Linked DNA regions of Homo sapiens: region 1 is linked to region 2. The links are chromatin contacts, found by Hi-C in ENCODE. All regions are on one chromosome and are shown on one strand. The core of a region is the stretch at or near the end of the contact, and the rest is flanking DNA. Distances in the headings are between cores, read along the strand shown.

Evidence for each region. Hi-C counts contacts between places; a loop is a spot of excess contacts on that map. Pooled maps may share reads with other maps.
Region 1: a map of PC-9 shows a loop between it and region 2 (40-fold over the local background). The contact joins two enhancer-like sites. A Hi-C loop is called at or near these places in 2 of 168 maps with a recorded cell type or tissue (PC-9 and ascending aorta) and 2 of 50 pooled maps.

Annotation. Positions count from the first base shown.
Region 1 is chrX:30,282,039-30,286,004 of GRCh38, reverse strand. No RefSeq gene overlaps it. Among named protein-coding and RNA genes, the nearest start is that of NR0B1, 25 kb to the left of the region's middle. RefSeq lists cis regulatory regions at 1,602-1,748, 1,839-2,579, an enhancer at 1,729-2,928 and a silencer at 3,612-3,713. Within about 2 kb of position 2,409, at least 6 of the 41 ENCODE cell types and tissues checked have a DNase peak (open chromatin) inside an H3K27ac peak, as active enhancers do; they include PC-9, where a contact is called at or near this core.
Region 2 is chrX:29,660,195-29,663,726 of GRCh38, reverse strand. The region is part of intron 5 of IL1RAPL1 (interleukin 1 receptor accessory protein like 1); the gene reads right to left. Among named protein-coding and RNA genes, the nearest start is that of MIR4666B, 88 kb to the right of the region's middle. RefSeq lists an enhancer at 752-1,951. Within about 2 kb of position 1,451, at least 7 of the 41 ENCODE cell types and tissues checked have a DNase peak (open chromatin) inside an H3K27ac peak, as active enhancers do; they include PC-9, where a contact is called at or near this core.

The DNA.
Region 1 (3,966 bases), core at 1,160-3,659, 620 kb before region 2:
TGTAACAGGTATGAATCTCAACCTAAAATTCAGTTGTTTAAGAAATATTCAGTTGTTTATTTCTTTAAATCAAATCAAACTGTACTCCAAGTGCTAAACCTACAAGGTCAGTGAAATATTCAACCCTAATCATTCTTCAGACATCCCCGCCTCCAGTGTTGGCCAAAAATCCTGGGTGTAATGGTGACTTTTGGGTTGCTCAGGGTCCTGATGCCACTCTCTGCTGCTTCTTTGCCATGCTTAAAATATAGGAATCTTTGGCAAGCTTGGACATCATGTAGCTCAAATGCAGCCTCTCCTGAACGCTTTCCAAATCCCTGGAAAATTGCCGCAAATTCATGAGCTGATCCTGGTTGTCTCCAGGATCCACCATGCTTCAGGATCCTGGTTGTTTCCTTCATAGTCTCAGGCCCTGCAAGAACTATCTGTTTTTTTCAACTCTGCTGTGGGTCATCCAGCCCTATCTCTTCAATATACTGAAGCACTTCAAAATACAGACAAATAAAATAATGAGAACCAATGGCTTCAGGTAGGCTTAGCAAAATCCCCAAGGCCATAAAGTAAAGGAGAAATTCTCTTAGCTAAGGTCTACTTATCAACTCCTGATTACATGAAACCCTGCGTTCTCTCTGTTAAACACTTGAACTGTCTCCCAGCATAGATTGAACAATGCCTGTCTAGAATGCCCTACTTTTCTTAGCTCAGACTGGTTGAGTTATATGTTTACCAAGAATCTACTGTGTTAAATAACAATTTTATTTAAGCCTATTTTGTTATTGTAATTTTATACTTTAGGTAAATATTACACATACAAAATGAGTACCAATATAAAGTGTTCTTTACATTAAAATTAAATACTTTTAAATGCCCAAGGTGAGTTGCACAAATATAAATTGCTGCTAAATTAGACGTGAACAAGAGAACTGTGAAAGTTGGAAAAAGTCATAAAAATATAAAAAAATTATGCACTCCAATTGCTCTCTAAATATGTGCAATTTCTCATTCCTTTTTGTAGAGACTAGCATGACGGATGTATGTTTCTGCAAGAAAAGTGATTGGGAAATTCAATCAGTAGACCTGGACCGGGGAATTTTTCCCAGATAGAGATTCAGGGTCTAATCAAGAAATGTCTTGTACCTCAGCAGGATTTCATAATTGCCACAGATCGGTGGCTGCTAGGGGTTTTTCATTTTTCTCTATTCTAAATAAAAGTTTTTATGACATTTATTCTGCCCCTGATTTATCATTACATAACCAAAGTGTATCTGGATCATATGGAGAAGAGTGCACATCACTCAGAAGTCCTGGATGTTCACCTGGATGAAGTGAGTGAAATAGACTTTCAGTTGCTTGAGGAGGGAAGTGAATGTGTTCCATATGAGGGAAGAAAAATGAATATATAGTGGCAGAAGAACAAATTCCAAAGAGACTGTCTATCTCTTTACAAATTAGGGCCTTCTTCTTCCCAGACACATAAATAGGATATATCACTGAGCATAACTTCTTACCTTGTAGTTGGTGCTCTATTGGATATACAATGGAGTTCTAGACAATGAGATATGAACAGAAGTGATATGTTCTATTTTCAAGCTAATACATACAGACCATATACTTGATATCCTCCATGTTTTTCCTCTTCCTGCTGGCTTGATGCAGATAAGCATGGGTGTCTTGGAAGCCACTTGTTTAAGAGGGATTGTAATCAGTCCTGGATGTAGACACATACAGCATGAGAATTCTTAGAAGTTTTGGATTAACTTCCATATGTTGTAGGGAGGAATCTTACTCTTTAAGCTCAGATATTCAAGAAATATTCACTTTTTGTCCCGCTTGAATAAAATTAAGCCAGAATTTAAACCCAAGCTTCAGCCCACCAGGCTGGCGGGAAATGCAATTTCAGCCTTTATTAAGGCTTGGTCAGAGTCTCTTCAGGTCAGATAGTTTCACTGTTTCTAAGACATGTTTGTGACTCACTTGGTGAGTCTGGGAGCCCCTGTCCAGATTCCCTGAGCTCATCACAAGCCATCCCTCTGAAGGTTGTCATCTCCTTGGAGGACAGCCTCTGAACTATATATAGGTTCCCTTACTCTCACCAGGACCCTCAACCTGTGGTCCTTTTCCAACCTCAGCCCCAAATTTTAATCTCTTTCTTTTTCTTCCCTTCTCTGCTTCAAAATCTATCTCCCTCTATCCCCATGTGAACTGTGGAACAGGCAAAATGATCATTTAATAGATTGAGATTTTACAAAGGACAGGGAGAGCCAATGACCTTAGCCATTCTATCTCTCTGTGTTTTGTAAAAATCCATGAGTCACAGTGACAAAGGCTGACCAACAATTTGAAATGACAAAGGAGAAAAATATTGCTGAAAACATGACTCATACAAATGAATCATCATGGCACAGCAACATAAAACTCTGGAGTCTTTACTCAAGGGGTTGCTAGGGCTAGTTTTCGTGGTCACACTTCAGCTAATGCTCATTAAGTGATCATGTGGAATATTGACCATTAATGTATAAATGTTTTCATTAACCCAAAACTGATATGTAGTGACTATTCATATGAATTGAATGCAATTCTGGACATTAACTTAAACAAACAATCGATCTAGGTTTTTGGATGTTTAATCAAATATTGACAAATTTTCTGAAGGATATCGATGACTAAACTTTGTGTAAGAACTCTGTGAGGCCTATAGAAAAAAATTTGAATGACATATGAAAAGAGAAACCAATAAGCTATGAGCTCAAAATAAACACTATGGAAGCAGAGATAGGCAAAAAGCACTAAAGATTAAAAAATAGGAATTAAGCAAAATAAGAGGAAAGCATCCAGCAAATACCAATAGTCAATGAGCCATAATAATTACAGACAAGCATATGGTGAGTATGTGAGCGAAAACTGGGAGCACTGAGATGTACAATTTTGAAGACAGGAATTAAGCTTGACGAATAAATATTTAGAATGGTGTAATGACAGAAAAGGGTTAACTTCATTCAATCTCTGAGATACCTGCTCTGCAATGAGAGCTGCTGCCTGTGAGACACAAGAAGCAAAACTCCACAAAGAAAATAAACGATTGTACAATTCAGCAATGGCACTGGTCTCACTGAGCCCCTAGGATCAGATCTCTGTCAGGAAATGGTTCCTAGTGCTTTGAATACTCAGAATAAATGTGTTCCTGTTTTATGAAGAATTTTAAAAACATGCTGAGCTGATACATGTTGAGGTAGAACATCTAGGTTTTCATACACAGGCATACCTAAGAGATATTGCAAGTTTGGTTCCAGACCACTGCAATAAAGTCAATATTGCAGTAAGGTGAGTCACACAGATTTTTTTATTTCCTACTGGATTTTAAAATTGTACTTACTGTTGTTTATTAAGTGTGCATTGTGTCTCAAAAACAACATGCACACCTTGCTTAAAAAATGCTTTATTGCTAAAAATGCTAATGAAGATCTGAACCTTCAGTGAGTCTTCATCTTTTTGCTGGTGGAGGGTCTTGCCTTCATGTGGATGACTTCTGACTGATCAGGGTACTGATTGCTGAAGGTTGGGGTGGCTGTGGCGATTGCTTAAAATTTCTTAGAATAAGGCAACAATAAAGTTTACAGAATTGATTGACACTTCCTTTCATCAAATATTTCACTGAAGCATACAGTGCTGTTTCATAGTATTTTACCCCAGTAAAACTTCTGTCAAAATTGGAGTCAATCTTCTCAAACCCCGCTGCTGCTTTATCAACCACATTTATGGAATATTCTAAACCCTTCATTGTTATTTCAATAATGTTCATAGCATCTTCACCAGGAGTAGTTTCCAACTCAAGAAATCACTTTCTTGCTCATCCATAAGAAGCAACTCCTCATCTGCTTAAATTTGATCATGAGATTGCAGAAATTCAGTCATATCTTCAGGTGTCTAATTCTAGTTCTCTTGCTATTTCCACCACATTTGCAGTGA
Region 2 (3,532 bases), core at 202-2,701:
CACTTTCCACATTAGTTTCCATAGCAGGGGGATTGATCTATACTTAACAAATCAATTCAACAAAAATATTCTAAAGACTTTTAAATATGCAAGGCAATGTACAGGACTATAAGGGGATCAAATGTAAACAAAACATAGCATTTAGTCCTGAAAGAGCTTATAATCTAGATAATTATAAATACCTCCATAATCCAATTTCAAAAGCATTTATGAAGGACCTAAAATAGTCAGTACTAATTTAGAGATAAAAGAATGAGTAAGACATAGAGTCATTCATAAGGATGTTCATAGATGAGAGCATATTTATGATGCACTGTGGCGAGTGCTATACTCAGAGATAACTTTTTGGTGACCTCATTTAAATCCACCAACTAAAACTGGTCACGAAAAATATTCACAGATTTATACAGCTGACAATAAAACATGCTTTGTGCAATTGCACTGACTCACTCCATTTTACAATAGGTTGTTTGTGCATTTTTTTTTAACTTAAAAGAATTGACAAACAACTGCCTGTGTTCACAGATAGTCAGGGGAACTTGGATCACCCATAATGCTTCAACCTCTGAATGACTCAAGAGTGGAATTTCAGTTTTGCTTTCTTTGGCCTGGAATGTTTAAACATTAGTTTCTAATATTGGAGCATACATCTTGTGAGAGCTGTAGAATGTAAACACAATCTCATGGTCCTTGCAGAAGAAGGAAATGGACAGAAGAAAACATCAACATTTACTAGGTGAATCCACTTGGGGTGAAAGGGGTGCTCTATTTTTCACTTATCTCTAATGCTTTGGGGTTGGCAACATTTCTCCTTTCTGTTGCAAATAATTGTGGTGACTAACCACGGAGTCATGGAGCCTCAGGAGCCTCAAAGAGTGAGGAGTGACTAAGCAACTGAACAGAAAGGTGCGGGGAGGTCAGTTGATGACTAAACTAACAACATATACAAGGTAACTTAAGAGTCATGCCAAGGAGACAGAACAAATACTTCCAAGGAAGTAACTCATAATATATCCATCAAAAGACATGTATTTAGGAAAGCCAAGGAATTCATTTGGCTAGCTTTGATACTTAGTATTTTGTTCATTTAATTTGATAAGTGTGGTTTGTAATTAAACTATAAAAATATTCATTTATTCATTCAAAAAATATTTTTAAAATATTTCCTCTCTACCAGGTACTAGGGGCTATAATAGTGAACAAGACAGACAAAACTTCTGCTTTCATGAAGCCTGCATTCCAGAGAAGGAGATGCAAAATAATCATATAAATTGATACACACACAATATAATGCCAGGTGATTATAAGTACTATGAAAATTAAAGCAGCTAAAGAGATAGAGACTAATGTAAATGCTATTTTAGAAAAAACTGTCAGGAAAGCTTGCTCTGATGATCATTTGGAACATATCTGTGAGAAGGGAGGAAGTGAGTCATAGCAAAACCTGGAGGATGTTTATGCCAGGCAGAGGGAAGAGCAAGTTCAAAGGTGCTGAGATGGAGTATACTTGGCATGCTTAAGAGAGGGCAAAGAATGCCACTGTATCTATAATGATGTAAAAAAAGAGTGACAATGAATTCAAAGATAGCCACTGGCCAATGCAGGAAGGGCCTTGTAGAACATGGAAAGGACTTGGGTTTTATTTTAAGTATAAGAGGAATGCTTTGGAGAGTTTTAAAAATAAGAGAGCCCCAAGTAGCATTTGTACCAGAGGTATCACTCTGGCATTTTGGTGTTCAAGTCTGGGAGAATGAAGTGGTGTGGAGGCAGAGAGGCAGAATGGAGGCAGGAAGGCAGGGAGGAAGATGTTGAGGCAGTCCACTGAAAGGCGACGGCACAGTGTTGGTGGTGGAAGTGGTAGAATTTTTTTCCCTTAAGTATCTATTTGGTAAGTAGAACTAACAAAATTTACTGACTGACTAGATGTGAATTATAAACGAATGTTCATGAGTTAAGGGGCATGATCCCTAGTTATGAGCTTGAGCAAACACATGAATGGTGGTACCATTTAACCATATGTGGAGACAACATAAGAGAAGCAAGTTTAGGGTGGATTAATTATCCAGAGACAAGTTTTTATAAATCAGTTTAGTCACCTCTTTTTATCCATAAGGCTAATTTTACTATTCAATGTTGATTTATATTTCAAAAATGTAAGGCAGTGACTGATGACTCATCTCCTTGTGATCCCCCAAAGGGAAGTGGTCTTGGAAAGTTTCATATTTTAGGCTAATGTCATAGTCATTTATTATGAGATAAGCTCTGGCTAATCTCTACTATCCTTCACTTACTGAATAGGGAAACACTGAAAGCCTTTCCACTCAGATCTGGAACAAGACAAAGATGTCCACTTTTACCACTTGTATTCAACATAGTACTGCAAGTCTTTGTAAAAACAATTAGGCAATAGAAAGAAATACATGGCATTCAAATTTGAAAGAAAGAAGTCAAATTATCCTTACTTGCTGATGACACGATCTTATACATAGAAAAATCTAAAAACTCCACCAAAAAACTCTTAGATTTGATAAATGAATTCAGTGAAGTTGCAGGATAATAATCAACATACAAAAATTAGTAGCATTTCTATACACAAATAATTAACTAGCTCAGAAAGAAATCCCCTTTACAATAGCACAAAAAATAGAATACCTATGAATAAGTTTAACCAAGGAGATGAAAGATCTCTACAAGGAAAACTATAAAACACTGATGAAGAAAGTTGAAGAGGATGTACACAAATGAAAAGACATCCCACACTCATATCATACATTGGAAGAATTAATATCATTAAAATGACCATACTGCCCAAAGCAATTGACAGATTCATTGCAATCCCTATCAAAGTACTAATGTCATTTTTCACAGAAGTAGAAAAAAGATCCTAAAATTCATATGGAACGAAATAGAGCCCAAGGAGCCAAAGCAATCCTAATCAGAAAGAACAAAGTTGGAGGCATCACACTACTTGAGTTCAAATTGTACTACAAAGCAATAGTAACCAATACAGAATGGTACTGGCACAAAAACAAACACATACACCAATGGAACAGAATAGAGAGCCCAGAAGCAAACCCATGCACTTACAGCCAACTCATTTTTTACAAAGGCACCAGGAACATACATTGGGGAAAGGATAGTCTCTTTAATAAATGGTGTGGGAAACATGGATATTCATATTCAGAAAAGTAGATACCCATCTTTTACCATATACAAAAATAAACTCAAAATGGATTAAAGACTTAAATATAAGACTTGAAAGTATAAAACTACTAGACAAAAACATTGGGGATATGCTAGGGGACATTGCTCTGAGCAAAGATTTTTTGGTTAAGACCTCAAAAGCACAGGCAACCAATGCAAAAACAGATAATTGAGATTACATTAGGCTACAAAGCTTTTGCACAGCAAAGGAAACAGTTAACAAAGTGAAGAGACAACCTACAAAATGGAAGAAATTATCTGCAAATGATCTACCTGACAAGGTGATATGGTTTGGCTCTGCATCCCCATCCAAATCTCATGTCGAATT